Linked DNA regions of Homo sapiens: region 1 is linked to region 2. A link is a loop called in an ENCODE intact Hi-C map of the cell type or tissue named here. Cell type or tissue: Calu3. All regions are shown on one strand. Links, peaks and the distances in the headings refer to the core of each region. The heading gives the core; the rest is flanking DNA.

The links. A loop is a pair of places that touch in the nucleus more often than their neighbours do. Peaks named below come from ENCODE experiments on the same cell type or tissue, not always from the same donor. Only the 100,000 strongest peaks of a DNase experiment are listed, where the experiment ranks them.
Region 1: it touches region 2 in a loop (4-fold over the local background); 3 of 110 quality-filtered maps call a loop at or near these places.

What each region holds. Positions count from the first base shown.
Region 1 is chr4:119,864,851-119,881,586 of GRCh38, reverse strand. No RefSeq gene overlaps it. Among named protein-coding and RNA genes, the nearest start is that of LINC02502, 66 kb to the left of the region's middle. In Calu3, for the core only: no CTCF peak of the experiment used is centred there; no DNase peak of the experiment used is centred there.
Region 2 is chr4:119,722,581-119,739,316 of GRCh38, reverse strand. No RefSeq gene overlaps it. Among named protein-coding and RNA genes, the nearest start is that of LINC01365, 74 kb to the left of the region's middle. In Calu3, for the core only: no CTCF peak of the experiment used is centred there; DNase peaks (open chromatin) are centred at 9,036 and 10,196.

The DNA.
Region 1 (16,736 bases), core at 4,647-12,646, 140 kb before region 2:
CAGGAGAATCACTTGAACCCGGGAGGCGGAGGTTGCAGTGAGCCAAGATCACGCCACTGCACTTCAACCTGGGCAACAAAGCAAGACTCTGTCTCAAAAAACAAAAAAAAATCCATTAGATTATGGCTAAGCCTTGAACTAAGGAGTATATGAAAAAAAAAAACATTTAAAACAATGCCCAATAAATAATTATCTGATTCATTTAAGGTAACATATTGAATACCTAGTCTCTGGTCCAATATAAATCAATTTAATAACATAGCTCTAAGAGGCAATCTTATTTCTTCACTTTCATGTTCTTGAGCACAGAGAAGTTCCCTGCTTTTTCCTTATTAAGAGCAAACATGGCATTGTGAATAAGTACAGCATCTTCACAGCAGTCAGACACGCAATATTTCCCAAATAGTGCAATGAATTGTTCTAATAGTTTTAAAGATTTAATTAAGAATCCTACTGTGCCTAAATTACCTCCCCCAAATTAACTCAATCTTTATTAAGAAGCCTCTCAGTAGGAACATAAGATTGTCAGAGCCCGCAGTTTTAACCTTCAACTTTATGGAGGTTAAGTTTGTACAATTTATGAAATATCTGGCTGGTAAGAATGTCAGTGCACTCCAAGACCGATTAGAACAAGCTTGTTTATATTGTTCAATTGTATAAGAATCTAGTGATTACCTAGAGATGTGTGTTAACATATTCCACCATGGTTATGAATTTGTAAATTTTGTCTTTTTATATTTTGAGTTTATTTTATTAGGAACACTATAAGTTTAGGATTGTTAGAGATTCCTAGAGAATATTATCAAAATATTGTTATCCTGTTGACCTCCAATAACACATTTTTCCTTAAAGCCTACTAGCTAAAATTCATACACATTTTTTGGTCTATCTTTTATTGTCCATGTACTTCCAACTTGTTCTTATGTTTTCAATATTTTTCTTATAGATGGCACAAAATTATATTTTTTTAACTTTTATTTCAGGTTTAGGGATACATGGGCAGAGTAAATATTGGTAAACAGCGTGTCATGGGGTTTGGTGTACAGATTAGTTAGTCACCCAGGTAATAACTACAGTACCTGATAGGTATTTTTTTTTTTGTCTCCCTCTTCCTACACTTCACCCTCAAGCAGGCCCTGGTGTTTGTTTTTCCCTTCTTTGTGTCCATGTATTCTTGTTTAGCTCCCACATAGTAAGTGATAACATGTGGTATTTAGTTCTCTATTCCTGCATTAGTTTGCTTAGGATAATGATCTCCAGCTTTATCCATGTTACTGCAAATGTCGTGATCTTATTCTTTTTAATGTTTGTGTAGTATTCCATGGTGTATATGTACCATATGTTCTTTAACCAGTCTACCATTGATGGGTATTTGGGTTGATTCCATGTCTTTGCTATTGTGAATAGTGCTGCAATAAACATACATTTGCATATGTCTTTATGGTAAAAATGAATTATATCCCTTTGGGTATATATTCAATAATGGGATTGCTGAGTTGAATGGTAATGCTAAGTTCTTTGAAAAATCACCACACGGCTTTCTACAATGGCTGAACTAATTTACACGCCCACCAGCAGTGCATAAACATTCTCTTTTCTCCACAACCTTGCCAGTATCTGTTATTTTTTGGCTTTTTAATAATTACCACTCTGACTGGTGTGAGATAGTGAGGTAGTCAAAGTCATTGTGATTTTGACTTGCATTTCTCTAATGATTAGTGATGCTGAGCATTTTTCATAGGCTTGTTGGCTGCATGTACATCTCTAGAAAAGTGTCTGTTTATGTCCTGTGCCCACTTTTTAATGGGGTTGTTTGTTTGTTTCTTGTATATTTGTTTAAGTTCCTTACTGATGCTGGATATTAGACCTTTGTCAGATGCATAGTTTGCAAAAATTTTCTCCCATTCTGTAGGTTGTCTATTTACTCTGTTTATAGTTTCATTTATTGTGCAGAAGCTCGTTATTATGATTAGGTCCCATTTGTCAATTTTTGTTTGTGTTGCAGTTGCTTTTGGCATCTTTATCATGAAACCTTTACCAGTTCCTATGTCCAGAATGGTATTGCCTAGGTTTTCTTTTAGGGTTTTTATAGTTTTAGGGTTTACATTTAAGTCTTTAATACATCTTGAGTTGATTTTTGTATATGGTGGAAGGGAGAGGTCCAGTTTCCATCTTCTGCATGTGACTAGCCAGTTATTCCAGCACATTGTAGGTGTGAGGTCTTGTTTCTGGGTTCTCTATTCTGTTCCACTGGTCTATGTGTCTGTTCTCGTACCAGTACTGTATTAGTCTGTTTTCTCACTGCTGACAAATATATACCCGAGAATGGGCAAATTACAAAGGAAAGAGGTTTAATGGAGAACTCACAAGTCCACATGACTGGGGAGGCCTCACAATCATGGCAGAAGGCAAAGAGGAGCAAGTCACATCTTATGTGGATGGTGGCAGGCAAAAAGAGAGCTTGTGCAGGGAAACTCCACTTTATAAAGCCATCAGATCTCATGAGACTTATTCAGTATCATAAGAACAGCACGGGATTCAATTGCCCCCTTGATTCAATTACCTCCCACTGGGTCCCTCCCACAACACATTGGAATTCAAGATGATATTTGGGTGGGAACACAGCCAAACCATATCAAGTACCATGTTGTTTTGGTTACTGTAACCCTGTAGTGTAGTTTGAGGTCAGGTGACATGATGCCTCCAGTTTTGTTCTTTTTGTTTAGGATTGTCTTGGCTATTTGTGCTCTTTTTTTGGTTCCATATGATTATAAAATAGTATTTTCTAGATCTATGAAGAATGTCATCTGTAGTTTGGTAGGACTAACATTGAATCTATAAATTACTTTAGGCAGTATAGCCATTTTAATGATGTTGACTCTTCCTATCCATGAGCATGGAATGTTTTTTATTTGTGTTTTCTGATTTCTTTGAGCAGTGTTTTGTAATTCTCATTGTAGAGATATTTCACCTCTCTGGTTAGATGTATTCCTAGGTATTTTATTCTTTTTGTGGCAGTTGTGAATGGGATTGCATTCTGGATCTGACTGTCAGCTTGGATGTTGTTGGTGTAAAGGAATGCTACTGATTTTTGTACATTGATTTTGTATCTGTAACTTTGCTGAAGTTGTTTATCAGATCAGGGAGCTTTGGGGTAGAGACTATGAGGTTTTCTAGGTGCAGAATCATGTTATCTACAAACAAAGATAGTTTGACTTCCTCTCTTCCTGTTTGGATACCTTTTATTTCTTTCTCTTACATGATTGCTCTGGCCAGAATGACTAGTACTATGTTGAACAGCAGTGGTGAGAGAATAAAATTGTATTTTTTAAAATCCAGTTGTATAATCTAAGTCTCAAAATGTGATTTTCAAATTGTGGTCTGGAGCCCCTGAAGATCCCCAAGACCTTTTGATAGTGGTGGGGGTATGTGAAGTCAAAATTCTTTTTAAATAATAAAGTAAGACATTATTTACCTACTTTCATTCTTTCATGTACACAGTGGAATTTTCCAGAGAATGGGTAATGTATCATAAGAAACTGAATGCAGAAGCAGATATGCAAATCCAGCCAAACCGTAAAGCCAGACATTATAGAGATTTATAAAAATACAAAACAATGTTACGTTTCTTAATACCGTAGACCCAGAAAATATAAGACTGGTCTCAGATTAATTTAGAAAGTTTATTTTGCCAAGATTGAAGATGCACATCTGTGACACAGCCTCAGGAATTCCTGACATCATGTGCCCAAGGTGGTCGGGACACAGTTTGATTCTCAGCTTGAATTTTCCCAGCTTAGTAATTTTGGGGGCAGAAGATATTTTCCTTTCACAATACATTTTTGTTTTGGGAAATAGTTATTTTCACAGAAATTACCATTTACATTAACATATGGTAAGTTTATTACTGTTGTTTAAATAAATTAACAAGTATTTTAAATTCTTTTCTTTTAGTTTTTAATATGGTAAATGTTGATAGATGTGAAGCCCATAAATAAAATCTACTTGAAGTTCTTACTAACCTTAAAAATTTTTTAAGTGTCCAGAATAAAAAATTTGAGAACTACAGCCTTAAAACTTTAAAGCCTTTAAAACTTTAAATTTTTTAAGCTTTAAAATGGACTAATTTTAGAATGTTGAGTCAGTGTATTTATCTCCTTCTTTTTAATAATTTAAGGCCTTATAATGCATTGATTTCAATGACCCCATTTTATCTTGGCACTTGTTTGGTGATTTAACTGAGGTAGAATGGCAGGTGATATATTCTGTCAGTATTTTGAAGGTATATTCCATTGTCGTCTAATTTCTTTGTTGTAGTAAATTAGTTGGGTTGGCTGAAATTCTTGGTAATATAATCTTGATATTTTATTATCTGCTGACTCTACCTCATGGAGTAACTGTTTTCTTATGTGCTGTGATTTCGATTGTGGATTTGTCTTCATTGGGAACTAATAGTTGAACAGCCTGGAATAAGAGAGCCAGTCACTCCAAAGACATTTTATGGAAGCTCCCTTCAAGTGATTTGGAGTTACCACTGGTCTGAGACCACTTCTTTTTTTATTGTGGTAAAATATATGTAACAAAATATTTTTCATTTTAACCACTTGTAGTTATTCAATTCAGTGGTATTAGAGACATTTTCAGTGTTATATAAACATCAACATTACCTGTGCCTCAAATTTGTTATCATCCCCAACATAAACCCTGTACTCATTAAACAATAACTCTAATTCCCCCTTCCTCCTAACACTTGCTAACCTCTATTCTGCTTTCCATTTCTAAATCCATTTCTATAAATTTGACTATTCTAGATATCTCACATGAGTGGAATTATATAATATTTGTCCTTCTGTTGGTTTATTTCACTCAACTTAATATTTTCAAGGTTCATCCATGTTGTAGCATCTATCAAAATTCCATTCCTTTCGTGGCTGAATTTTTTTAAATTTAATTTAATTTGATTTGATTTGAAGTTCCAGGATATATGTGCAGGACACACAGGTTTGTTACTTAGGTAACCATAGTGGTTTGCTGCACCTACCAACCCATCACCTAGGTATTAAGGCCCACATGCATTAGCTATTTATCCTGATGCTCTTCCTTCTCCCACATCCCCAACAGGCTCCAGTGTGTGTTGTTCCCCTCCCTGTGTCCATGTGTTCTCATTGTTCAGCTCCCATTTATAAGTGAAAACATGCAGTGTTTGGTTTTCTGTTCGTGTGCTAGTTTCCTGAGGATAATGGCTTTATTCCATTGTATGTATATATCATATTTTGTTTATCCATGCATCTCTTGATGGACACAGGTTGTTTCCACCTTTTGGCTGTTGTAAATGCAAATTGTAGTATACAAATATCTGTTTGAGTCCTTGCTTTCAATTCTTTTGGATATACCCTTAGCAGTGCAATTGCTGGGTCATACGGAAGATTTTGAGGACCTGCCACGCTGTTTTCCACAGGAGCTGCACCATTTCACATGCATTTCACATTCCCACCAGAATGCAGGCTTCCAATTTGTCCACATTCTCACCAACAATTGTTATTTTCTATTTTACTGATTATAGTCACCTTAGTAGGTGTGAAGTGGGGACCACTTTCTATGTTAATTTCTTGGCTTGGGGTTTCTTAGACCTCACAGGTAGTTAGTACTCAAAATCCAAACTTGTGTGAGGGCTGACTAATGCAAGTAATTCTCAGAGCATGTGACTATTTCTATATAGAGCCTATGCATATTCCAACAAGCTTCCTCCCATCATCTCATTGGTCCAGTGTGCAGATTTTTCTCAGCACCATTTCACTGAGGTGTAGACTTCCAAGAGTCCGAAATGAAGTGTTAGGATTCAATCTCTCCAACATAAACAGACCTTGTGTCAGCATAACCATTAAAACACAAACTTCCCCCTACTTCTCTCTTAGCCCTGTTTTTCCAGGGCTCCAGCAAGATTGGGTGACAGATTTCCTGCTAGGGTTTCACCTGCCCAGTCTCCACCCCACAAAACTGTTCCACATGCCCATTCACCTGAGACCCATGAGAATTTCCTTTACTTTGTTGCAATTTCAGGTACACTCTCAAAATATGTTCATTGTATTTTCCTTTTGTGTGTGTGTTTTACTTTGTGTAGGAGTATTTTCAGGTTACCTAATTCATCCATTCTCAAATTACCCTCCAAAAAATTATGTTCAATCTTCAGGCTTAATTTTAAAAAAACAATCATAATATGTGATTGGCAAATATAAATCTAGTTAAGACTATTCATCTTTTAAAGATATGTTCAATTCTTTAATAATAATAATTGACAGATCCTTATAGAAGTAGGTTAGAAATTACATCATGATAAAAGCTTGTATTATTGACATATTGCAATATTTCTCTGAATGAGTTCTGTGAAACAGTTTCCAAAATAGACTAACATCTTAAATATGAAAATAGTTGTTCCAGGATCATTAGTAAAATATTTTGTTAAGCTTGATTAAACAGATTTCTTCACTGCAAGATTTACATGTAATATATGTAATGCATATATAAATGCTGTATCTCGAAGAAAGCATTTCTCAAATTTATCTTCTTGGAGCATCATGTGGTACTAAATATTCAAAGACACACAACTTCTGGAAACCTTGACACTCATATTTAAAGATGAAATTTCTAATTTTTCCATCAAGTTATATAAATCAGGTCATCATTTCTGGATCATGACATATAAATGATTCAGAAGTTTATGAATTAATGATAGACTTTGGTTCTTGGTAGCTACAATATTATGATATCGTAAAGAAAGCTAAACTTTTATTTCTTTTTCGTTTTATTCTTACATAATCTCTGATACTTTTGTATATCAATAATTTTAATAAAATATAAAATTGGAATACTTATCTACTTTGTTACATAAGATTATGGGAGTATGGAAAATGAATTAGAGATTTCAATACAGAAAGGAAAACACATATTTAAGAAATTAGTTTTCCATAGCAACAGAGTCCTATTTGCTCCATAATGATTAAACCAAAATAACTTATCTGAAAGCTCTGGACACTTCAAATTAATGGAAAAATTGAAGACAACATTAAAGTCTCATTACCCTAGATGGTGATTTATGGATTAGGTTTAATAGCCTAAATATTCTCCCATCTGCTTAGAAATATATCTACAGAGGTTTAAAATTAATTTTAATAATTCTAGTTTTGAATGCAGTTTTTCATATATCAAACTTATTAAAAGAGTTTGCAACACTTCCATGGGAAAATCTCTAAAATTTAACATAATTGAAATGAGCTCAGAAATACAGAAACAAAAGGACCCTTAAAATATATGTAAGTATCAAAGGAATGGAAATGACTTCATAAAAAGTCAGATAGTTTATTGTTTATTAAGGGACGGATTTTTCCAGTTTGTTGAGTATTACATTGCTTAGATTCTTCTCCTGACTTTTCCAACAAATTAGTCATGTCTCTGTTAATTAATAACTGTATCAAAAGGTAGTCAAAACTAAAATCTTTAAAAAAATCACAACATATTTTTGTAGAAAAAGTCCTCAGAGGGCATCTATTGAAACCACCTATTTACAAATGAGGAGACTGATGGCAGGTGAGGTAAAAGATTTACCCATGGTAATAGCCACTGAGTGATCTCACCCCCTCTTTGAGAGTTTCAATCCCACAACCCAGAACGATTGTTTATTGAGATCCTTTATCACATGGCTGAAAATTTTCAGTGATAGATATATAGATAGGCCACTAATTCTCCCCTGAAATATTTCATTTGTATATGTGTGTATATACCACTCACCCTCCAAAAGTATAAATCTAAAACTACATAAATATCAGGCATTGTGCTGCATGACCTACTAGTTATTCCCTATAAAATAAATTATGTTTTCTTTCTTTTTCTCCATTTCTATCCATTTCTATTTTTCCTTCAATCTCTTAGTTTCTGCATCATTTAAATTTTAGTAAATTCCATTCTCATAAATCGCTAAAACTCAAAATAAAAATGACTTTGTGAAAAATCTCATTTTATGGTAATTCCAAGCAGGCAATAGTAAAGAATCATAGCATTGGTCTAAAGGAGTTCCATAGCTGCAAAACATATGACTACAATTGGCCACAGTCCTTTAAAAAGTCAGTCAGCCCTCATACTAATAATATAGCTGTGCTTCAGGTTTTTGTTTCTGTTTTTGTTTTGTTTTAAACCTTGAATTGGTATTAAGTATACCTCCCTCTTAGGGCTATCAGGAGAATTGAATGAGATAATGGACCCAGAGTGCCTAGCTCACAGTCAAGAGCATAGTAGGTGGTCAAAATAAGTATTGCTTTACTTCCTTCTCTGCTTTGTAATTGCATCACTATTTCAGTTCCATGAAGAAAAGAAAAGTATATTAGGTTGAAATGTAATAAAAAATATAAAAATATATGGAAGACTTTATAACTCATTTCAAGTTATTTTCTCCAAACTACTCAGGAATTCAAAATGGATTGATGAAACATAAGCAGAAAAAAAAAAGAAAGAAATATCCCACCTTACTTGTGCTTACTTGGAAGAACTAAGACAGGTCAAGCTAAGGGTCCAGGGTTTGTCATGAAGTGCTCAGTCTGTCTTTTTTTACTACTGGGAAGTAATCTAGGGGAAAATTAAACATTCAGAGACCACTCAGAGGCAGGCATTTTTCCATAGTCCTGTTTTTATTCAGGTATTCAACATACGTAATTAAGCAGCTGTTGTGTAGTAGCCACTGGGATAGTTGATGGTTATCAAAGTTAATAAGAAACTAGTCATATCCCTGTTAAAATAAGTAAGTGTTCTCAGAAAGCTGACAAGTCTATTACAGCAATTAAGCTCCATGTGGTAAGTGAAATATGAGAGAAATGAATAAGGTTGGATCATAGCACAGGGAGACCTCAGCCTGCTTGGAGGTAGAAGGAGAAATTAGGCCTTAGCTTAGTCTTTCAGAAGAGGAATTGGCCAGTTCAAGAATTAGTGGAAAGGAGGATATTCCATCCAGGGGCCTTTGGAGGCAAGGGATCAAGTATTGTGAAATAGATAGAAAAGTATCACTAGGGCAAAACTAGCCGACTTATGGGAACTTCCTGCTGTTATTGTGAAGGCTTGCTGGTCTTGTTTACTTTCAATGACTTCTTTCAAATAAAAATGACAGGTGTTCAGAGAAGAAGCTTGCCACATGTAAATTAAAAAAAAAGATTAGATACAAATTCCCATACAGATTATTGAATAAACAAACAAAGTGACGTGACTGATAAAATGGTCAAAACAGGCTTCATAAGACTAGAAAGAGAAAAGAATGAAGATGGATGAAGCATCTGAAATAAGAAAGATGTTGAGGTATTAGAGCAACAGGGAGAAAGCCGGAGTAGCCACAGAGGGAGGAAAAAGGTGAGAGTAGATGAGAATGCGATTGAGATATGTTTTGTATAGAATTAAATTTTCTCAAAGCCAAGAAGACAACAGAGAAAATACATATGTAATTGTGAAGTTAGTTGAGTTTTTAATTTTAAGATGATCTCCTTTCATGTTTTAGATATTACTAGAAAAAAAATTATAATCTAATTGCATATTAAATTAGCTCAGGAGTTTGTGACCAGCCTGGCCAACATGACAAAACCCTGTCTCTATTAAAAAGAAATACAAAAATTAGCCAGGCCTGGTGGCTTGCACCTGCAGTCCCAGCTACTCGTGAGGCTGAGGCAGGAGAATCGCTTGAACCTGGGAGGTGGAGGTTGCAGTGAGCCAAGATTGTGCCACTGCACTCCAGCCTGGGTGACAGAGTGAGACTGTCTACAAAAAAAAAAAAAAAAGTTAGCTCAGTATATATTTTCTTCTCCTAACAACTTAATCATAAGCTTACTTAGGTAGCAGTTTTTTCATAGAATATTTAAAATGTGATTCAATTTGAGAAAAATTGATCTACACATGTATTTTCAGGGCCACACACCTACAAGAAATGTACTCATAGTTTATAATACAACAATAATTTTTAGTATTATGTCTTCACATTCCTTTTAACTGATAAAAATCAGAAGGGACTCTGAAATACACAGTCACACTACAAAACTGGTTAGTCCTCTGAGGAATACACAATTCTAAATAAGATTTGTTCCCTGTCATATAGAACAATACCAGTAAAAACTTAATGGTTGTCATTAAAAAAACTTAACTTTATTTCAAGAATAAGCAGGTTGACCTAAATAGAAGTATAAAAATATCTATTTCTGTCTAACCTTTTACCTTTTAAAAAGTAACTTGAGGTGCTTATCATTTGAGAGATTAAATTAATAGTGGTAAAATATTTCAGCTATTTCAAAGTGGTCAGATCCAAACTAACCATTTTTTGAAAAACATGAATTACATATTACATGGTTGTCTATTTGACTTTTCCTTTTGAATATACTTTAGTTCAAGGTAGATAATCCTTTAAATTTTATGGAAAAACATTAAATGGCATGCATAAATTAAGTGCTTAATAATTCTTTCATGATTGTTAAGATTTATTGTTCTAATTCAATTTCTAATCTCAAAATGACTCATGGAAATTAAATAGTAACTGAATTCCAGCACTGGAAGAGTTTATAATTCAGTCCAAGTTTCTCATTTTATACATGAGGTACATGAAGCACAGATAAATTTAATGACTTGACTAAATTTTATAAACTAATACATAATACCTAGACTTCTCCGACCTGCAAATTTTCTCTTCATACTCACATAAGAAAATTTAGACAGAGATCATTTTTTCTGCCTCCAAATGTGTACTGCCCGGTGGTTAAGTTATCTCATTTGAATAGATGGAAAAAGAAAAATACTTCCTATTCAGTGTTAAAAAATAAAACAGTGTATATTCTACTTTAAACAGTTACAAAAAAAGGCAGAAAATATATAAAACGTATGTTAAAAAATAAAGATCTATGAAGTGTGTATTTAATAGTTTCAACAGAGTCAATGCTATTTTCTGGCAATAGGTGATTGCAAGTTTTTCAAGAACTTGACTATTATTAACAAACTTCAAAAATAATCTACCTTCATAATCATTTCTTTTTCTTTTTCTTTTTTTTTTTTTTTCTTTTTTTTTGAGACAGAGTCTCCCTCTGTCGGCGCGATCTCGGCTCACTGCAAGCTCCACCTCCCGGGTTCACACCATTCTCCTGCCTCAGCCTCCCTAGTAGCTGGGACTACAGGCGCCCGGCTAATTTTTTGTATTTTTAGTAGAGACTGGGTTTCACCATGTTAGCCAGGATGGTCTCGATCTCCTGGCCTCGTGATCCGCCTGCCTCGGCCTCCCAAAGTGCTGGGATTACAGGCCTGAGCCACTGCACCCGGCCCTTCATAGTCATTTTCTATCTGCAATCAAGGAATTTACAGTTTACCTAACTCACATATTTTCTATCTATTGTTATTGCTGTTGTGTTAACGGTGACATCATCAGTTTGAGGAAATCCAGCCAAACAATTGAGTCTCTGTCTTGACCTATCTAATATTCAGCAGAAAAAGTTAAATAGACAACCAGATACATTAAATCAAACTCTTGAAATACATGACCAATTTCTAAAATAAAAAGAATTTTACATTTGCAAAGCAGAGAAAGGTTTTAGTTTAGAGGACTTTATCAGAAGTCAGGGCTGAGGACTGATAGGGAGGGCCTCCAGAGACCATCTCACTAATTAATCATTCTGGTATCCAGAGGTTTATTGTCGCCATTGGCACCTATTCATAGGCAGAAAATAACCCTAAAGGTAGATTCATTTTCAAGTTTTGTAACGCTAAATAATAAACCTAGTCATTACCCAACATATCACCTATCTTTACTAAGGAACTACTTAACAGATTTGAGATGATGGGTGAATAATATATAAAATATTTAGAAATTATGGCAAGTTATTGAATCATGAGTTTATGAATATATGAAAGGAAAGTATTTTAATATTAAAAGATTGTCTAAAATTATAGATTCTACAATTTCTTGGGCACTTGATCTTTTTAATCAAATTCAATGAATCAAAACTTAATAGAGCCACTTCAAATGGAAAATTATTGCCCTAAAGAGACTGGGGTTTAAATGTTCTTAGGGTTAAAGGTATATTTAGAAATAAATTGATGTTTCATGAAGCCAAAGTAGATTACAAATTCAGAGAAAATCTCTCTTTGTCAAAATACTTTGTAATTTAGAAATGAAAATAAGCATGTGGAAAATTTTTATAACCAAAAAGTTACAATACAGTTTCTCTCTATTTTCTGAAGCACTAGATTAGCTCCCCCAGTTTTTTTAGCAGTCACATTATTCTCCCATACATGTCTATTTTTGGTGTCTTCTATGTAGAAAATATGTTAACTTGCTTTTCAGAGATAACATCCTGAGACAGTTAAAGAAGCAGATAATTTCATAATCAAAATCTTTACTCTCTGATATAGCTGAAACAACATTGCTTTGAGTTGTATTCTGGCCCCAAATAATATTTCTAGGAGAAAAACACAAGAGTCTTGGGGTCATCAAAGACAGAAGAGCTTACATGTAAAACTCCTACAGTTTTGCTACTTAAAGATAACCTAAACCCTATCCAACCATGTTTTTATGAAGGAGGTCCTTAACCTGAAGGTTTAAATAACCGAATGAATAATCATCTAAGTGTTAGATTCTTAAAAGGTATTTTATTGATGAATTATATATATAATACCTTTTACTATTTATAGTTTATATTCAATACCTCTTTTAAAAAGAAATGCATGAGCCGGGTGCAGTGGCTCACGCCTGTAATCCCAGTACTTTGGGAGGCCGAGGCGGGCGGATCACGAGGTCAGGAGATTGAGACCATCCTGGCTAACACGGTGAAACCCCGTCTCTACTAAAAATACAAAAAATTAGCTGGGCATGGTGGCGGGCGCCTGTAGTCCCAGCTACTCGGGAGGCTGAGGCAGGAGAATGGCCATGAACCCGGGAGGTGGAGCTGTCAGTGAGCCAAGATTGCACCACTACACTCCAGCCTGGGCGACAGAGCGAGACTCCATCTCAAAAAAAAAAAAAAAAAAGAAAAGAAAAAGAAATGCATGTTATGCTTTCAATCTCAAATAGAGAAGACCAAATCAATCTTTTAGCTCTTGCTCTTACTCTTGCCTTCTTCATGTTCCTTCTACCTAGGACTGGGCTGGAGCCCATCTGTATGATAGTCTGAAGCTCACTCAAAATCATCATAACCTTTGGCACTGAGACCAACTGATGGGCACCTGACCTAGTCTGGGGAGTCAAAGGAGGCTTCCCTTAGGAAAGGACATTTGAACAGAGATCTGAGTAGTAAGTCCTAGATTAAAAAAGTAGGATGAAACTAGATTAGGAAGACTGTTGCGGGTAGAAAGAACAGCCTAAGGATACAAAAATAAGGAAAAGAGTAGCACAGAATGAACCTGATCACAGGTGCCAAAGGCCACTGTGATGGGCTTTGTAGACCCTGTTAGTCAAAATTGGGCACGGGGTGGGGAGGGAGAAGGATGATGAGAGGACTGCTAAATTTCTTACCTTCTAAGAAAAGTAGACAAAAATATTTTTAACTTTGATTTTTGGATAACTATTATCTATTTGAGAAGATTTTTGAAAAAAATTAAAAGAAACCATTCACACATTCTGAAATGTTAGCGAATTTATATGAGTGATAAGGAAATCAGTAAATGTGGCAGTAAGAAGAGAAATGTGTAATACGGCCAGGTAGCATAACCATTAAAAGAGCAGGAGTATTGCCTGGAAATGGCAATAGTGAACATGAATAATGATCCCACTCTAGGCCCCTACGCATTGGAGACACAATAAACAACTTCAGCAAGAGGGCTGCTGGGAAAGCACTGTCTTCAGACAAGGCAAAGGTAAGGTGAGACGGTAGAGACAACATTTGAAGAAGTGGTTGAAAAAGTAGGCGATGCTTATGGCCATAGAAAATGAGTTCTCCAAATAGGGATTTTGAAGGAAAAGATGAACTAGATGAACAAATGAGAGTTAAAGAAATATAGAGAAAATATGATAGTGTCATGTGTTTCCATGGAGACGGTTTCATAGGGATGAGGAGGGCAGTGATTAAAGTTGGGCTTTTCTAATGAGAATAACTATAGGAAGTGTGGTAGAATTAGCCTACTCATGATCTCTCTAACCTCACTTCACCACAATTTTTCCACCCACATGAACTTAGCTTCTATCTCCACACTCCAATGAAACTACTCTCTAAATTCACTGGTGACTTCCATGCTGCTCAGCCCAGTGGACAGACTTCACATAATCTAACTGTCAGCAGCCTTAAGCATATTTGACCATGCTCACTTTCCTTGCTGTGTCCCTACACTCATGCATTCCCCACTGTTCCGTGGCTGCTATTTCTTAGTCTCCTTTACTGACTTCTCCTCTTACCCTACTATGAGACTTCTTTCTCTTTTTTTCACCCTCTTTCTGGATAATATCAACTAATTTCATGAGTTTAAATACCATTATAATGATCCCCAAATTTATATTTCCAGCCCAGACTTTTCCTCTGAGTTTGAGTTACATTAATCCAACAGCTTACCTGACATCTGTATTTGGATGTCTAAAATCCATTTCAATATTAAATGATTCTCCAATTCTTTCCACTTCCATCCTGCCTCTACCATTACAACACTGTTAGTAGAACAAATAATTAAAATGAAAAACTAGTAAGTATGAAAGGCACACTCTCTGTCTCTTCTTGATTTTAATGAGAGACATTTGCTTTATTATAGTTATTAATGACTTTATTTTAGTTATTATTGTTTATGAGTCAAATAAAGATTAACATATCACAATAGTACTGCTTGGTGACTTAGTAAACTAGAGCCACATTGGGCTTGCATCATTTGGTTTGATTCTTGCTCCATTATGATTGCTATGTTTTATTTCATTATCATTATTCATCGTTTTTTTTTTTTTTTTGAAAGAAATCTTTCCTTTGTATAATTTCTTTCACATTTTTTCTGGATAATTATCCTTTATAGCAGCAATTTGGAGAGATGGTTAAGCTTGTGGACTCCAGAGCCACACTATCTGGATACTCAGCCCAGTTTCACATCTTTTCAGCCAAATGACTCGCCTCAGTTTCTTCATCTATGAAATGGAGGTGATGTTGATATTATGTACCTTGTGAAGATGATTTATTACATACAAAGCTCATAAAATGGTTTCTGACACAGTAAGTTGTCATAACTTATGTTACCTGTTACTCTTACTCAACCATACCGTTGTTTCTGATATGCCAGAGAAGGAAGAAGCCTGTGCTATCACCCACTTCAGTTATTTTCAACTAAATATTATTTTCATTATCAACATTATTTTTACCTCACTCTTATATCTACGGTTTCTGGGGGGAAATTTAATAAACTGATCTTTTAAAAAAGGCAGACTATGCTGAGAAACAGCAAACCCATTAAATCAATGAGTTTTATAAATCAAACCAATTATGTTTCAAAATAGTAAGACAATCAGGTAACTTGTTATACATTTTCAGACCTCACTTTCAGTAAAATAATTCTTTAGGAAGTTATTTATTCAAACAGCACAGATTGGGTCTAATAAAGAAAAAAACCAGAAAGTTACAAAATTGGATTGCATCATACTCTTCAGTTACAATAGCCTTCTAATTTGAAAAAAAAGAAGTTTTAAATATTATCTCTGAAAAAATTAAATAATTCCAATTTTTTCAACATGAATTGATGAATCTCAAGTCTAATTTCTAAAAATTAAAAAAAGCTATTTAAGTAATATAAAGTCAATCTCTGCACTTTATTTATTTTAGTTTCATTTTTAAAGCCAAAAATTCTCAGGTTTTAACATAGTATTCTTGTTACAATTGGTCATCATGCAAGTTTTAAACATTCATATTAAACTCAATTGAAAACAAAAATTACAGGGCAGCCTTGAAAACATAAACTTATCTTTTACCAAGTAAGATCCAAGGAAAATATTAAGCAATGCTAGGCTCAGGTACCATTTTAAAATAGTTTTGGCACAACAATTGGAAAAATTGAGAGCTCAGAACTGTGTCACACATAATGCCAGTAAGCTTTTATTTTGCCTAAGTGCATAGATGATAATCAGGTGGATTGTTTTAATAAGAATTCCATAAAAGAAAACCATAGTAGTTCTTCTAAGGTTTTATATAATTTTGCTGGCTTTAAAAATGGTATGGAAGTGGTTCTCTGGATTATCTATCAATTATTAAACTATGAAATACAAGTAATTTGAGTATGATGCCCTTCAACCTTGATAGCTTTTCCTTTTTAAGATGCATGCACAATAAAGTTAGTGCTTTCATCAGACATATAAGGAGTACCCGAAGCAAGTACAGTCTTATTGTAGGTTTTACTGCATTTACAATTGTGATAAAGATATAATTTTTTCTTATGAGGGCAATAATCAATTAGAAGAGAAGATTTGAAAATGTTTAAAAGGAATATGGGCAGGGCACAGTGGCAAGCACCTGTATTCTTAGCTACTTGGAAGATGAGGTGGGAAGATCGTTAGGGCCCAGGAGTTCGAGGCTTCAGTGAGCCATGATTGCCACACTGCACTCCAGCTTGGGTGACAGAGTGAGACCTTGTCTCAAAAATAAAATAAAATAAAATAAAGGAATAGGTGCTGTGTGGATACCACCAGTATTGTGGCTAAATTTCATTAGATGATTAGTAGTTACCATTAAATATAATAATTGTGGCAAAGATAATTTGCTTGTTGTCATGAAAAT
Region 2 (16,736 bases), core at 5,815-13,814:
CTTAGAAATGGGGATGTCCTTATTTAATCTTTTTCCTCTCATCCATGGTGAGCAGAAGGTTGGGGATTGGAAGACACAACTAGTCTTGGTTTTATGTACCTTACTGGGCAGAGGAATGAAGCCTTTCTGTCTTCATGAGTCTGTTGCATAATGCAGATATAAGAAGGATCAGGCTGTTATCAGCGAACATAATGTTTTGCTAATTGATGACACTCCACAGAGACGCAGAGATTTAAAAGATATTACAGAATAATGAGTGATGCTTCAGAAGGAAATCTGATAGTAAAGTTAAAAGGGAACAAAATCACATACACAGCATAATCTGCCAACCACCAGATTAGAAATCTCCATGGTTAGGTTGTTTGTTTTTTCATTTGTTTTTGTAGAGAGGGTACAGTTCTAAGTATCCAAGATGCTCAATTCAAGGAAATAAGGAAAGCTCATGGGCCACTTAACCAAATACAAAGCATCATGCTTTACACTGCAGGGGACTTCAATGACAAGAAAGTCCTCAGGAAGTTTGTATCCTGTTAGAAACAGGTTCAGAGATTTGGGGGTAGAGGTTTTGCGGTATAGGCTGACTGTACCAGCTCACACCACCTTCTTCGTTTTTAAACAAGTTCATGTGGTACCATGATCTCCTTCCAACATCTGCCAAAAAATAAAAGCTTTGTTTTTCTTTTCTTTTTTTTTTAACCTAAGTAACCACAGATAGGAAACTATTTTAACAAGGTAATTTGAAAAACAGTTCCTTGAAGAATGAGAGTCCCGATGTACATAGAAACTAAAACGTAAGTAAATGGAAATTTCCCAACAGTGCATTTTGTGACTCCGGCTGACTTCTCTAAGATATGTATTGATTTTTCTTTTTAATAAATGTGCTATTTTCTTTATTTGACTTTAAGTTCTGGGATACATGTGCAGAACATGCAGGCTCGTTACATAGGTATACATGTGCCGTGGTGGTTTGCTGTACCTATCAACCTGTCATCTAGGTTTTAAGCCCTGAATGCATTAGGTGTTTGTCCTAATGCTCTCCCTCCCCTCCTATTTTAACACCTACTCATCATATTCATCAATGGGCAGCCAATGCAGAAGGATTAGGAAGAAAAAGGGTAATGATTGCCTTGTAGATAGGAAGAAAAATTATCACTCGTGATGTGTTTCAAGACAGTCCTTCTGCCAGTAGTTTTAAGTCTTTGGGGAAGGGAGAGCTCCCAGTGCTTTAAAAAAATATATTAAAAAAAAAAAAGATGCACGCAACTTATTTATCTTGCCTGAGTCCTTTTTAAGGCCCAAGAAAGAGAAGTAGCATTTTTCTAAAATTTTTCTTGTTTAATAATTCTATTTAGAACTACCTTACCTCTTCATTATTCTTAAGTATCACCTTTACACATCTACTGTGTTAAAGCAAACAAAAAACAAAAATAGAAGATGAGAGACAACTTAGCAAGTTCAAACATATTAAGTGCTTTAAAAAAAAAAAAGACTTGGTAAAAGTTATCAAATTATGTGTTCTTTGGTAAGTCTGTATCTTAACTATACCCGCCCCTGACCAAAAAAAAAAAAAAAAAATCTCACAATTGAGAACTATATTACAGTACATTTATCGTGAAAGCGCTGTTTATCAACTGCCAATAGAAAAGAAAAAATTCTCAGAGGCTTAATCAGCATAGAGCTTCTGAATCCCAAGCTTGAGCTGCTGAAAGCAATGAACAAAGTTAAGAAGCTATTACTTGTAACTTTAGATTCTGGTAAATCAAACAAACAACTAAGTGTCTTTTCCCTAAATTATTAACATTTTCAGGTATGTTGAGATTATTCAGAGGTTATTTTTCAAAAAATTCTTAAAGCTCTGGCAGAGGGTTGGCAACATCTCTATAAGGTTGTTTTCATTTACGGAGCGGTATTGAAGAAGAAAAATAAGATCACCTTAGTTCTGTATTATAAACAGTCTAGCTGACAAAGAGCTTTCACAAGGGTATTTGTCTTGGTGAAACAAATTGGCATTGTCATAGAGGAAACTAATTTGAGGAAAAATGATGCCAAAGAGGAAACAACAGAGGAATATAAATTAAAAAGCAGCACAAGGAAGAGGTTTAGCAACTGGCAGTAAATAAGTTTATTCATGGTCATTTATTGACATTGTACTTCTAACAACACCATGCTATAAGTAATACTAAAAACATTTATATTTTATAAGCACATTTAATATTTATCCAAAGTCTTAGGAAGCTGTTCACAGAATTTAATAGGCTTTTAAAGTATATTTGGTGTAAGATTCTGGATATAGCAAATATAGTAGAACTTTTCTACTTTTATTCCTATTATGTTTCCCCTTTCTCTTTATAGGTGTTTGGAGGATCATATGGCAGAGTGTTTGAGGTTCCATATTCACATTTGGTTACTAATTTGATAAACTCCTAAGTTATGATGATTGCTCTTATATTCGGCTAAGACAAAAATAGTCTTAGTCAGTGTGCTGGAGCTGTGCATCCTGCTTTGTGAGAGCCAATTGCTAAACTTTCTGGAGGTTTTCTAGCTGGTTGATATCCCATTGGTAGTTTGAACTTGGCCATTATGGGAGCATTGCATACTGGTTGATCATCAAATACTTTGAATCAGGACATCCCCAACCCTGCCCTGAAAGCTGGGTAGTGAACGTTTACCAGCACACCACTGGTAAGAGCTATTTTTTAACTTTTTTATAAAATGCCAAGAAAAATAAAAATCATCTGTAATTTAACTGTGATCAAAAGAACCTTTAAAATATTGTATCTTTAATAACTTAAGAATTTCAGGAACTGGTGCTATTACATTTAAAGAATATGGACCAATCAAATTATAGCAGATTAGTCTTAGCAGGAAATAATTCCATTCATTTTACCGTTGGAAATGATGTCTTTCAAAAATATATATTCACTTTATTCAGACACATTGGTGAGTCTCTCCATGTAGCTGCAATCCCTTTCTGCTGTTCGTCTCCTGTTTTGAGGATTTAGCTTGCTTGGTTTAGTAATATGGCTTCTTAAGAATATGTGTGTCTTATAAGTAATTTTATATTTGAAAAAAACTTACATTATTAACCATTTTGCATTATACCATTGAAGTAAGACGAAAACATCAGATGACAATAGCATATCCATGGCATGCCATGAAGTGCTAACTCTATAAGCATATGTGATGACTGTATTCCATATGCAATTCCAGGATACAGTTCCAAGATCTCCAGTGTCCAAGGCACCCAACAGACACCACAAAATGTTAAACCCCAAGGTGTGCCCTGACCAATCATGCTACCTTTTCAATCCCAACCTAAGCTTTACACTAGAAACTGTATCTACCATTTCCCCTGACTTATAAGTTTAGATATAATTAAAAATACCACATGCCTATCATCTTTCAAACTGTGAGCTCCTTATTTTTCAATAACTAACAGCCTGATTTTTATGGATATTTAATAAAGTGATATAAATTAGTATAGTTATAAATTTCCAGTGGATAACCAAAAGATGTTGACTCTGCACATAAACCTATAAAAATTTTCTCTTAACTAAATTGTTATAGGTAAAACAAAGTCTTTTCACTCATTTTGGCTTCAGTTTCATGTTTGGGCAAGGCACAAAGCTAGTAAAGATATCTTCTCTTATTTTTCCGTTGAAAAATAGGCCCTGGGTCACTGCGTAATAAATAGTTAGGGCCTTTGTGGCAGTGTTCAGTTGAAGCCAGATTATGAGAGTGTCTTCTATGTTTAAACATGGAAAGAGTTCACAGTGAGGTGAGAGATCTTAAACTTGTCTTTTTTCCTAGGTTTGCCTCTTGTTTAGTATCCCTCAGGAAATGAGCTGTTAAGGGATGTGCTGCCACATCAAAATTCTGAAAGGAGATACCTTAAAACCACCAAAGTAAACCTTCCTCTGTGGATAACTTTAGCAGGCTGAGTATAGCACATTTCATCACTGACCAACCAAACAAAAATAACTAAAGCTGCAGTCTCATTCCAGAAGCATTTCTGAACAAACAGTTTTCTCCAGCCTCAGCTGTGTGGTTTCATATTTAATCACTTCAGCATTTTGCTGGTTAAACAACTCTGATATGAAATGTGAATCCCAGAAAGTGTTGTGTCATTCCAAATAGCTAGAAAATCAGTAATTCTTTTCTTTTCTGTCACTTGTTATTGATTCAGAAAGATCATTCCAAATCCCCACTGTTTATTCTTTTCAATACATTGTCTTGCTCTGTGGTTTTTCAGAAACTTTAAACAGCAGTCCTATTATCTATTTGTAAGTGTTGTCTCACTTCAGATAACTGCTTTAAACAAATAATCTAAGCTCAGAATCAAATTTATGGCATCAGAATGAGACTCCAGCCCCCCAAGCACTGGTATCTATACTCCACGTAACACATAAGAACAGCGTTTTCTAGGATAGGCAGTGAAAGGCCTCCATATTGCTGAACTCTTGCCTCTTCTCTGATTCACATCATCACCATTATTTACAATTTTTCTCTAAATTGGCTCTTTAATAAAAATATGAATCAAGCATCATTGTAAGATTGTAGACATTATGACCCTATTATCTTTCTTCAATTTGCTAAAATTCTACTCTATTGACTTTAACTCTGAAAAGTTATAAATGGTGTTGGGGTTTAGAAACCAATATCCCAGGACCAGGCGCCGTGCCTCACGCCTGTCATCCCAGCACTTTGGGAGGTCAAGGCGGATGGATCACCTGAGATCAGGAGTCCGAGATCATCCTGGCCAACATGGGGAAACCCCGTCTCTACTAAAAATACAAAAATTAGCCGGGCGTGGCCGTGTGTGTTTGTAATCCCAGCTACTCGGGAGGCTGAGACAGGAGAACCGCTTGAACCCAGGAGGCAGAGGTTGCAGTGAGCCGAGATCGCGCCACTGCACTCCCGACTGAGACTCTGTCTCAAAAAAAAAAGAAAGAAAAAAGAAACCAACACCCCGAAATATGGCACTCTGACATGCTGAACTGAAGAAGAGGCTCAAGGTCTCTCTGACCTACTCTTCCCCACTCCTCCTATCTCTCAATCTTCTGGGTCTCCCAAAGCACAGGATAAATCTGTTCTCTGAAGTTTCTTATTTGCCTAAAGTCTGGACCTGACAAATAAAAAATAATTACCTCTGGTCCCTTCCTGGAGATTTTATTAACTGAGCTCATCACAGAAAATAAGACTGAAGTCTGTCAACAAACCTGGACGATTTTGTCACAAACCACTGCCCGCTCTGTGGGCCCAGTAGACTTTGTCCCAGTTCATTGTATGCTCTTCAAGTCCATTGAATTCCCCTAAAAATCATTTACTACCCCGCTAAAATCATCTGCACTTCTCCATCACCCTTTCCTCTACAAAGTAGTATCTGTACCTCATTGGGATGTTGGGTAATCACGCTATGATTGTCTCTCATACATGTTAATAGATTTGTATGCCTTTTCTCCAATTAATCTGCCTTTTGTGAGCTGATTTTTCAGTGAACCTTCAGAGAGTGAAGAAGAAGTTTTACTTTGGCCCTTCCAATGGCAAATGGCTTTTTCTTAGAACATACAAGATACTAGAAACATTGCTGCTTTCTGTAAACCAATGATGTTCATGAATTTGAGCATGTGTAATCACTAAAGAATGTATTAAGACAGCCTATAAGCTAGTTGGTGTGATCAGGCTGTATCCACCACTTTTTATCCTCTGTGAGGGAGTGACCAAGTGTCAAGTACCACTGCTGAATTCTCCTGCAATGAACTGGATTTACCCAGAGGCGGACTGAAATGCAAGGGTTCCCTATCCATATACCTTTGATTCTGAATAGTTTGAAGCCCTGTATTTTGTATAACCTCAGAGTATCCAGATATGAAGCAGCCTAGCCCAGATGAAAGCTTAATCAAATGAATCTCTAAGTAGACCAAGCAGAACTAACCCTTTCCATCCCTTTCTCGGGGTCTAAAAACTTAGAGCTCTCTACATCCTTCTCGCTCTCTCTTATGCAAAGGACCACAAGGATGGCTAAATACTAGAAAGAAAAGTTTTACTGGTGATATCAGCTTGCAAACTGGGAAGAGACAGTCTCCAAAGTGAATTGAAGGTGCTCTCTCTTCAAAGAGGGGAAGGAAAGGTTGAGTTTAATGTCTCACAGGGCCTGTATTATATATATCCAGCAGGTTTGGGAGAAAGGCTATACATATTTAAGAGGGAAGCCAAGAGCATGTGCAATGGGTAGACATATATAACAACAACCTCATGTTCACTTTGGGGTGGGGTTTTAGCATTAAAATGAGGGGGAATTTGGCTCTTTGTGTCAGAACATGGATACAAAGACAGCTTGTATGCAGTCTCTATGAACTGGCTGAAACTGGCCTAGCTTATCAGGAAGGAGTGTCTATAAGGCTAGTCCTCTGTTCAACCAGAGTTGCAGTGGTCTGGGTTGTAAATCAAAGTTAGGAGGGTTCTGACAATTTGCTTGATAGATCCTGTTATTAGAGAGTGTAGCAAGAGTGTGGTTTTTCTTATAGCTGTAGGAATTTAGGAAGTAGCCATGCCAGCCAATTCCTGAACCCTCAACCCAAAGGTAATTTTGTTTCCTTAACCTTTGAGTCCATCTTAGTTAATAAAGGGGCATTTATTTTGGTCTCTCAGATCACACTGTTATCCCCAGATCCATTTTTAAACTGCTAGGAAACTCTGGGTAGACTACATATCTATATGGACCATGTAACTATATGATCATTCTCTGGGTGTGTTTGGGTTCTTCACTATGAAAAAAACCATCACAGATCCCACTTCACCACTTGATTCCAGGTTGGTTTCCTTTTAAGTTCCCAGAATATTATGGAAGCAGATGAAGAGGCCCCTCACAGTTGGTCTTACCTTCTGATGCAGGTATGTTAGTGTTAGACGCTCCCATAGACCTGAGTCACACTATGTCCATTAATATAGTATGTGATGCAGAGACTTTCTTCACATTGACAGTGACAGTCTGGGTGTTAGCAGTGGTGAAGACCTACAGGTCTGCAGCAACCTCAATTCTTGCCTCTTCAGAAGAAAGGATTTGACCTAAGGGCAAAAGGCAGAGGGAGAGACCAAGGCATGTTTCAGAACATGAGTGAAAGTTTCCTAAAAAGTTTAGAGCAGGAATAAAAGGAAATAAAGTACACATGGAAGAGGGCCAAGTGGGCCACTTGAGAGATTTGAATGTCTGATTTGACCTTTGACTTAGGGTTTTAGACATTAGCATTCTGCACATGTACTGGCCTGCCAGCACTTGGGAGGGGCCGCATGCACAGTGTGTTTACTGAAGTTGTGCACGTGCTTATTTGAGGTGTTTTTCCCTTACCAGTTGGGTGTTCCTAGAGGGAGGTCATATACCAATTAAACTCCACCATTTTGCCTTTTAATACGCAGGGTTGAGCCGACTCGCCCAGCTCCTGAGATCTTACCAGGAAGCTGCTGGTCATCTGTTTCAGCTGTTTTCTATCTATAGGGAGACTGCCTTTTTCTGGTGCTGGCTGCAACCAATTATTTTAAAGAGACAGTTTAACCACTGCTTGACCATCACCTGATGGTCACTTGACATTTCTGGTTGTGGGGAGCCTCTTGTGCCCTGTTCATGTCTGCCTACCTACCTACTGTCACATGGGTACTGAGAATAGGTCGGGTTTTTTTCCTCCTATTGTTTTTCATATTTTAGCCGTAAGTTAAAATCACGATACTGATGTGTTTGTACTGTTTAGTCAACACTGGTAAGTTCACACTGTCAGCATTTTTTTATCACTATTTACCCCTAACATTTTTTTCAAACATGCCTTTGAACCAAAAGAAGAAGGATAATTTTTCCTATTTTTCCATTTTCCTTCTCCATCTCCCTGTCATTTGGGCTGCTGTTTTGTAGAACACTCTATAAAGAAATGGTCTCTCAGAAGTGATGAAATACAAGAATTTAAAACCTCTTAATTGCTATGTTTGTTTCAAATCTTACAACACTGAATTCTAATTTAGTGCTCAACATTCCATATTAACATTCCAAGCATTCTTTTATCTAGCAATGATGCAAAATATCAAGCTGAAAGTCAATCACAAGAAGACATAACATTATTCCCACATGATTTAGGATTTGTTTTATTTTGTGTTCAGGTACCTGGGAAAACATTAGGAAAAAATATTTGCCATTGAAGGAAATCAAAATATTTCACCCCAAAATATATTTATTTGAAATATTTAAAGATGGCTGTTAAGAAGAGCTAGAAATACACGAATCGATGAAGATGTCTTCTGTCAGGGAGATTTGCATTTGGAGAGAAAATCTGCACTGATGCAACCAGGCTTTCTCCAAGGTCCTCCTTTGTGCAGATCCAGGAAAGATTCACTGACAGTCTGATACTTTTACAGGCCTAAAGGAAATATTTGCCATCTATACTCCCTGAAGGCTGCTACGTGTGAGGTTCTTCTACATAACAAAACCACTTTTCCTAGCCAGGTCTTCTTCTCCTGCCCTCCTAAAACCTGATTTAGCACCATAACCTTTTTTGGGGTCATGCTCTGAGCCCTCATTCTTTCAGTAACCTCAAGATGGTATATGAGCTTCCATGCCCCCTTGAAGGGTTGGAGTAATTACTCTGTGACTCTCCCCTGTGCACACTAATAAATTTCTATGACCTTTCTCTTATTAATCTGCTTTTTGTTAGTTATTTTTCAACAAACTTTTACAAGGTGAAGGGAAAGTTTTCCCTTGGCCCCTATACCATTTTCAGGTAACCTCCATGTCCATCACGCAATGTATAACTAATTAAACAGAATTTTTAGGATTCTTTTTACGATCTAGTGGAATCTTTTAGTGTGCTATAGAATGCATTAAATATGTCAGCTTATCTCTCATTTTTCCCAAGTTTATGATGTTGTGCTTTTAAATAACTGGCTAAAAGTGGAAAAATGATTCACAAACATTGTTTATGTTTGCTTTTGCCTGACTAATGGCAGTTGTATGACATGGCCCTGGCCAATGCGTAGGGAAAGCTGCCAAGTACACACAGACAGGCCAAACATCCCTAAAGATAAGCAAGTTACAATGCATGGTCTGTGGTGACACCAGATACCTGCATGAAGTAATTCTTCAAGATAAAAGAAATTCACTTAAGGGAAGTACAGCTTGTGTTAATAAATTTTCCTCTGGTAATTGATATTTTCTCATGAAATTCCAAAAATATCCTGCTGGATATTCATAACTGTTTGGGCAGATTTTCAGTTAAACGTCCCAGTTAATTTAGATGAGGGCCAAAAGTCACAAGGAGACATAGAGCTGACTTCCTCTGTCCCATACAAAAGCAACTGGGAAACTTTGGTTGATGCCTTGCTTTCAAATGGGTGCAAAACGTTGTTGCATTAACTTGGTAAGAAACTTAAAACTATTATTAAGAAATAATCAAGAGTTTAAAAAAAATAACCAGGCTTTATGGAATAAGCCGAGATGTAGACCTTTGGCTATAATGACAGTAACCCTGGGGTGAATTTAACCCAAAGGTGTTGACACCTTAGTAAAGATAAATGAGATTGTATCAAAGCGTTTTGACAAAATATTCTTTACTAATTTTGTATAGTTTGTTTTAAAGTATGTTAGTTTAGTCTTTAGCACTTTAAACCATATTTTAATGTCTTCTACACATAATTATTTAAATACCCCCAGCATGGACTTACCAGACTCTTTCTAAGATTAGGGTGGTGGATTGAAATTGTTATTGTAATCACTTGGGTTGGGACAAGTTCTACTTTTGGCACTTGAGTCAAAGGAGAGGAATGGCAATGCAACAGAGTGAAATCACCTTTACAAAAATTATGACACTGAAAGAAATCTGACCTAACTGACTTCATTTTGCCTCTAACCTCCAAGCTGCCCTTGTTCATTCCTGGAAATAGACCAAGCTAACTATGGGAGGAATTTAATTTATAGTTCAACTTTAAAACAAAGATGATCACAGCCCCTTCCTGAAACTAAACACCCTCCACTGCCACCTTTGTAAAACTAACCACAAGGAGTCATGTAGCCAGAGGTCACAAGACTTGTATCCACCCCAATTGCCCCTGTAAGATAATATCACTATTGTAAAACCTAAGATTGGTGTTTTGAGGTATTTTTCAGCCCCTGCATTCTGATGGACCAGCTAGTACCACCCAGACTAGTAACCCATGCCAAGAAACTGGCTCAACTGGTCTTGTGACCCCACCTAGGAACTGACTCAGTGCAAAAAGACAGCTTTGACCTCCTATGATTTTATCCCCATCCCAAGCAATCAACATTCCCCATTCCCTAGCCCTCTCTGCCAAACTATCCTAAAAAAATCCCCAGCCTCCAAATTGTGGGGGATGCTGATTTGAGTAACAAACTCCATGTCCTTCCGATTGGCTAGCCATGCAATTATTAAACTCTTTCTCTACTGCAATAGCACTGTCTCAGTGAATTGGTTCTATCTGTGCAGCAGGCGGGAAGAACCTGTCAGGTGATTACAAGAAAATATACTGACTTGGGCATGAACATGTCTGATTGATATTAATGGAAAAATATCTTTTGATTCTATCATTTTTCTCCATCTCACTATCATGGTCTAATTTCCTATCTTCATTATTTCTAACATAGCTGGAGACAGTAGCCTCCTTTTTAGCTCCTGGGCCTCCAATCTCCCTCTCCCCCAATCCACCCTTTACTCTGCATGAGTGTGGTCATTTGACACCTTTCCTTAAAGCTTTGGACATTGTTCAGTTGCTTATAATCCTCAATGTTCAAACTCCTGATTTGATAAACCAATTTCTTTACAATTAATCTTCAGTCTACTTCTTCAGCTTTATCTGTAGCCATCCCATATATACTTCCAAATGTTTTAAACTGTAATGTTTATCTCAGTGGCTAATAACACAAGCTGTGCAATCAGACTGTCTTGTTACCCAATAGGACTACCTTCAGATGCATAAGCTAGAGACAAAGTACTTGGCTTCTCTAAATTTCAGTTTTCCCATCTGCAAAATCGGGATCAAAAGAGTTGTTGTGAATGTTAAATGACACATACTAATACTCAATAGGTTGCTAGTGTTAATCACAGGAAATAAACACTTTATTCATTCTTATTTTCATGCCTTTACCCAAAACTGTTTTCCTAATATGTCCCCACATCTGGCAATTTTTTTCTCTAGGATGAATTCCTGTTTGTCTCTCAAAACCTTGTTCAAATGGCAACTGCCTTTAAAATTTTTCCTTTACCATTTCACTTAGAAAAAAATAGTTGCCACCACCACAATACTCTAACAGCATTTTGTATGTATTAAATTATTATAAACTGTATCTTCAAAAATCTACACATTCGCTTTCTCCTCTGTACTCTAAGGGCTGCATGGGAAACAATAACGTCTTTGCATCCTTATATTCTGTTACAGGTTGAATTGTGTCCACCCAAAAAAAGACATGCTGAAGTCCTAATACCCAGTACCTTAGAATGTGACCTTACTTGGAAATAGGGTTGTTGAAGATGTTATTAGTTAAGATGAGGTCATACTGGAGTAGGGTAGGCCCCTAATTCAATACGACTGATGTACTTTTCAGAAGAGAGCTATGTGAAAACAGAGACACAGAGAAAATGCATATGAAGATGGAGGCAGAGATTAGAGTGATGCTTCTACAAACACAGGGACACCTAGGATTGCTAGCTGTCACCAGAAGCTAGGAAAATGTAAGGAAGGATTCTTCCCTAGAGCTTCCAGAGGGAGCATAGCCCTGCGAACACCTTGATTTCAGACTTCTAGCCTCCAGAACTGTAAGACAATAACTTTATGTTATTTTAAGCCAGCCAGTTTGTTAATGACAGCTCTGAGAAACTAATACATATCCCTACATTCAGGGAAAAAATGCCAATATATTTGTGTTGAAGAAGAAAATGGCTTTAACAATTTAACTTATTCAATATGGACTTACGTGGAAACATAGAAGCGTTGCATGAAATTGCTAAATTAGACCATCAAAAATTCTGGCTCTAAGAGTCGTTGATTCTGTGTGAGTTCATATTTATTTAATGTCATATTTCAACTTCCTGCTCCATCTAAAATTGAGATGATAGATTCTTAGGAATTAGAACGCTCATTATATTCTTCCTTGCTCAGGAATCTACACTAATTGCTTGTAAGATGGAAATTATTGTTATCATCAAAGCAGTGACGTTAAGTTTCTCAACACATGATTCATAAAAATGACACAATTATTCATATCTATATGTTATCTGTAATCTAAGGATATTGTGTCTGAGGCTGTAGATAAATTTTTCCTAAGCATTTTTATTTATAACATATATGTTCTTAGTGTTCTATTAATCTATTACATGTAGTTATGCTGATTCATGCCTTATCGACACATTAATTTACACAGAAATGACAGCATAAAGAAAGATAAAACAAATCTTATATTCTAGGCCAGAATTAAGGTCTATTCCCTATTTCAGTAACTGTAGCTTAGACAGAGGGAAATAATTCTAGAAGAATTTGGAAAGAGAAATGTAATTTTAGTCATTGTGGTTAAAAGGACATTCATTGTATAATTAAAAATTCCAAAGTACACTGGGAAGGCAGAATGCCACACTACTTGGTGCCTAAAATAACACATTATTATAAAGTAGAGCAATTTCATTTTTAGAGCATGAGAAATTCAAGACTATGAAACATTTGCTTTCTGAGATTTGTCTGAGCCTTAACTTCAAGAACATGCAGTGAAGGCGTAAACTTTATTATTAAATAGAGAATTCTGCCCTCCCTGAGCCAAACATCCAGTTTCCTGACACCTACACTTAATTTTGGCCCTAAATAGATGTCTCACCTTTTATTGTTTAGGTCTGCAAGTGCCAGGCCCCACAATGAAGGAAACTAGAATAGTCACAATCCCAGTGTACATGTTCTCCAGACGGTCATCCACTAATCATGGCTATGTTTTATGCCAGGTTCACCACTGATTTTCTGTGGCAGTTTTGGATAAGTTACTGTTCTCTGAAACTCATCACCATTATTATTGGGGGTTAATGGAACCAGGAAGCACGTTGAAGGAAGGACAATGCTTATTTCTTAATAGAAATCACTTACTAATTCTCTAGCCTAGCAACCGGTGAACTACAGCCCATGGGACAAATCCAGCCCAACACCTGCTTCTGCAAATAAACTTTTATAGGAACAGCCACTCCTGTTCTTTTATATGTTGCCTATGGCTGCCTTTCCCCTGAAGATTTGAGTAGTAAAAAAGACCACATAGCCCACAGATCCTAAAATATGTACTTCTTACTTGGCCCCTTAAAGGAAAAGTTTGCTGACCCCTCTCTAAGCCCTTGCTACTGAAAGTGCAGTCCTCAGACCAGCAGTATCTGCATCAGCTGGGAGCTCAGTAGAAATGCAGACACTCAGGCCCCACCCACAGCTTCTGAATCAGAATCTGCCTTTTCACAAGATCCCCATGTAATTCACATGCAAGTAAACATCGAGAAGCATTAGTCTAGGCTGTCAAGGCCAGGAGTCAGCAAACTTTTCCTATACAGGGACAGATAGTAAATATTTTAACCTTTTTGAAAATATGTCTCTGTTGCAGCTATTCAACTTGGCCTTGGAAGCTGGAAAGTTGCCACAGACAATATATAAATAAATGGGTATGGTTCTATCTCAATAAAACTATTTATGGTCACGCAAATTTGAATCTCATGTAATTTTCACATCACAAAATGTTATTAGTTTTTATTTTTTTCAATCATTTAAAAATGTAATGATTTCAATCATTTCTTAGCTGACCTGCCACACAAAAACAGGCAGCAGGCTGGATTTGGCCCATAAGCCATAGTTTGCAGAGATCTAGTCTAGGATACTGCCTCATTACTTACTGTCACATCATTGTTTAGCCAATACTTTGCCTCCCTTTTCACTCTCCCCAAGACTCTAAACACCTAGTTTATATTTTCTTTTCTCTTTTATTTTCTTTCTTTCTTTCTTTCTTTTTTTTAAGAGACATGGCCTCTGTCTGTCACCCAGGCTGAAGAGCCATGGCGTGATCATAGTTCACGGCAGCCTTAAAGTCCTGGGCTAAGCAATACTCCTGACTCAGCCTTCTGAGTAGCTAGGACAACAGGTGCATGCTACCAAACCTGGCTAATTTTTAAGTTTTTATTGTTTGTAGATACAACGTCTTGCTGTGTTCTCCAGGCTGGCTTCGAACTCCTGCAGCTCAAGCGATTTCCTGCCTCGGCCACCTAAAGTGCTGGCATTACAGGCATGAAAGACTGCACCTGGCCTAGTTTATATTTTCTAGTACATGTGACTTTAGATCAGTTACTAATTACTTATCTGATTTATCCTAGAATATGTTGCTGTTCCTCCTGTATAATTTCTAACTTGTAACAAAGGTTCTGTCAAATGATGTGATGGTGTACTACATATTTTTCATTGGCAGAATAAATACAGTACAGAGAGACTACTAGGAGGATAGATATATTATGCATATGTATATAATGTACATATTATGTATATCTTTTTGGGGCTCAGAAACAGATACCCTACAATATGGTGCTTTGACTTGCTTTGACATGATGAATTGAAGAGGAAACCTCAAGGTCTCTCTGACCTATTTCCCCTCACCCCTCCTGGCTCTCGATCCTCTGTGTCTCCCAAAGCACAGGATGAAGTTGTTCTCTGAAGTTCCTTATCTGCTTAAAATTTGGACCTGCCAAAGAAGAAAATAATTATCTCTGTTTCCTTCCTTGAGTTTTCATTAACTAAACTCATGCCACAGAAAAAAAAGACTGAAGTCTGTCAAAAACCTGGACAGGCTTTTGTTACATACGTTTGTTTGTGCTGTGGGCCCAGCAGACTTTGTGCCAGCATTGTATGTTCTTCAAGCCCATTGACTTCCCCTCAAAACCATTTATTATCCCTCTAAATCATCCACAGTTCCCATCTTCCTTTCCCCTGAGAAGTAGGGTATATAAGCACCTGTACCCCATTGGGATATTGTGTAATCACTCTGTGATTCTCCTCGTGTACACGTTAATAAATTTGTATGCTTTTTCTCCAATTAATATGCCTTTTGTGAGCTGACTTTTCAGTGGACCTTCAGAGAGCAAAGGGGAAATTTCCCTTCTTCCCTACAATCTCATATACATGTATGTTGGTCAGCAAACCTATCTGTTTATACACATACCTGGTTCTGAAGGAATGGGAATCTAACCGCAATTAAGAACTCTTTTGGCCCCAAATTCAAACCAACCATATTAACTGTTTCTAAATATGCTGGCAGGGTTCAAGTCTCTTTAATTGATAGGCAAAACTTTTGATATACAGAGCTTATTAATAGATCAGTATTAGAAAAAATGTGTAGCTCATAGAAACCTTTATGTTCAAACTTTATCAAAGCTAACTTTAGAGACACAAAATGAAGACCTGTCACTAACGATGGGTAGATGAAAGCACTTTATTGAATTAACACAGCATTAATAATTTGGGTTAACCAATTTGAGAAACATGAAAGTGCCCAAGATTTTTCAGAAGTGCACTTTATATAAAATATATATACACAATCTTATAGGAAATATATATACATGTTCCTATATATATAATCTTATAGGAAATATATATAATCTTATAGGAATCATATATAATCTTACAGAAAACATATATATATGTTCCTATATATGTTTCTTATATATTGTGTGTATATATGTGTCTTATATATAATCTTATATATAATCTTATGGGAAACATATATATATGTTTCCTATATATTATGTGTGTATATATATAGATATGAAAAAATGTGTGCATGTATATATATACACAATCTTATATTGTATGTGTATATGTGTATATGTACACAATATGTATTTTTAAAATTTTTATTCTAAATGGATTTGCTAGAATAGGTTCTGACTCCTGGTCTAGGTTACTGCCATCTCCCTCTCTCTCTTTCTGTACATATATTTTTTCTTTTTTTTTTTTTACTTGAGTAAAAATGAAAATGAGTTTATTTTATCTTTCTGTCATCATCCAGTTTTCTCTATTCTTTCTAGGATAATTTATTCTTAGGATACAAGCCTGAAGTAAAGGCCTACCTACTTAGTCTGACAAATCTTTTTTTCTTTTTTTCGTGACAGGGTGTCGCTCTGTCACCCAGGCTGGAGTGCAGTGGCAGGTCTTTCACCTTGAAGATTTGAGTAGTAAAAAGGACTACATAGCCCACAGATCCTAAAATACATACTCATTACTTGGCTCTTCAAAGGAAAAGTTTGCTGACCCTACTCTAAACCCATGCTACTTAAAGTGCAGTCCTCAGACCAGCAGCATCTGCATCATCTGGGAGCTCAGTAGAAATGCAGACACTCAGGCCCCACTCACAGCTCCTGAATCAGAGTCTGCCTTTTCACAAGATCCCCAAGTAATTCACATGCACAGTAAACACTGAGAAGCATTGGTTTAGGCCAAAGATCAGCAAACTTTTTTTGTAAATGGCCAGATAGTAAATATTTCACCCTTTGTGGCAATATGTCTCTGTTGCACCTATTCAACTGGGCCTTGGAAACTGGAAAGTGGCCACAGACAATACGTAAATAATTGGGCATGGTTCCATCTCAGTAAAACTATTTATGGTCACTGAAATTTGAATTTCATATAATTTTTACATGTCACAAAATTACTTTTATTTATTTAACCATTTAAAAATGTAATAACCT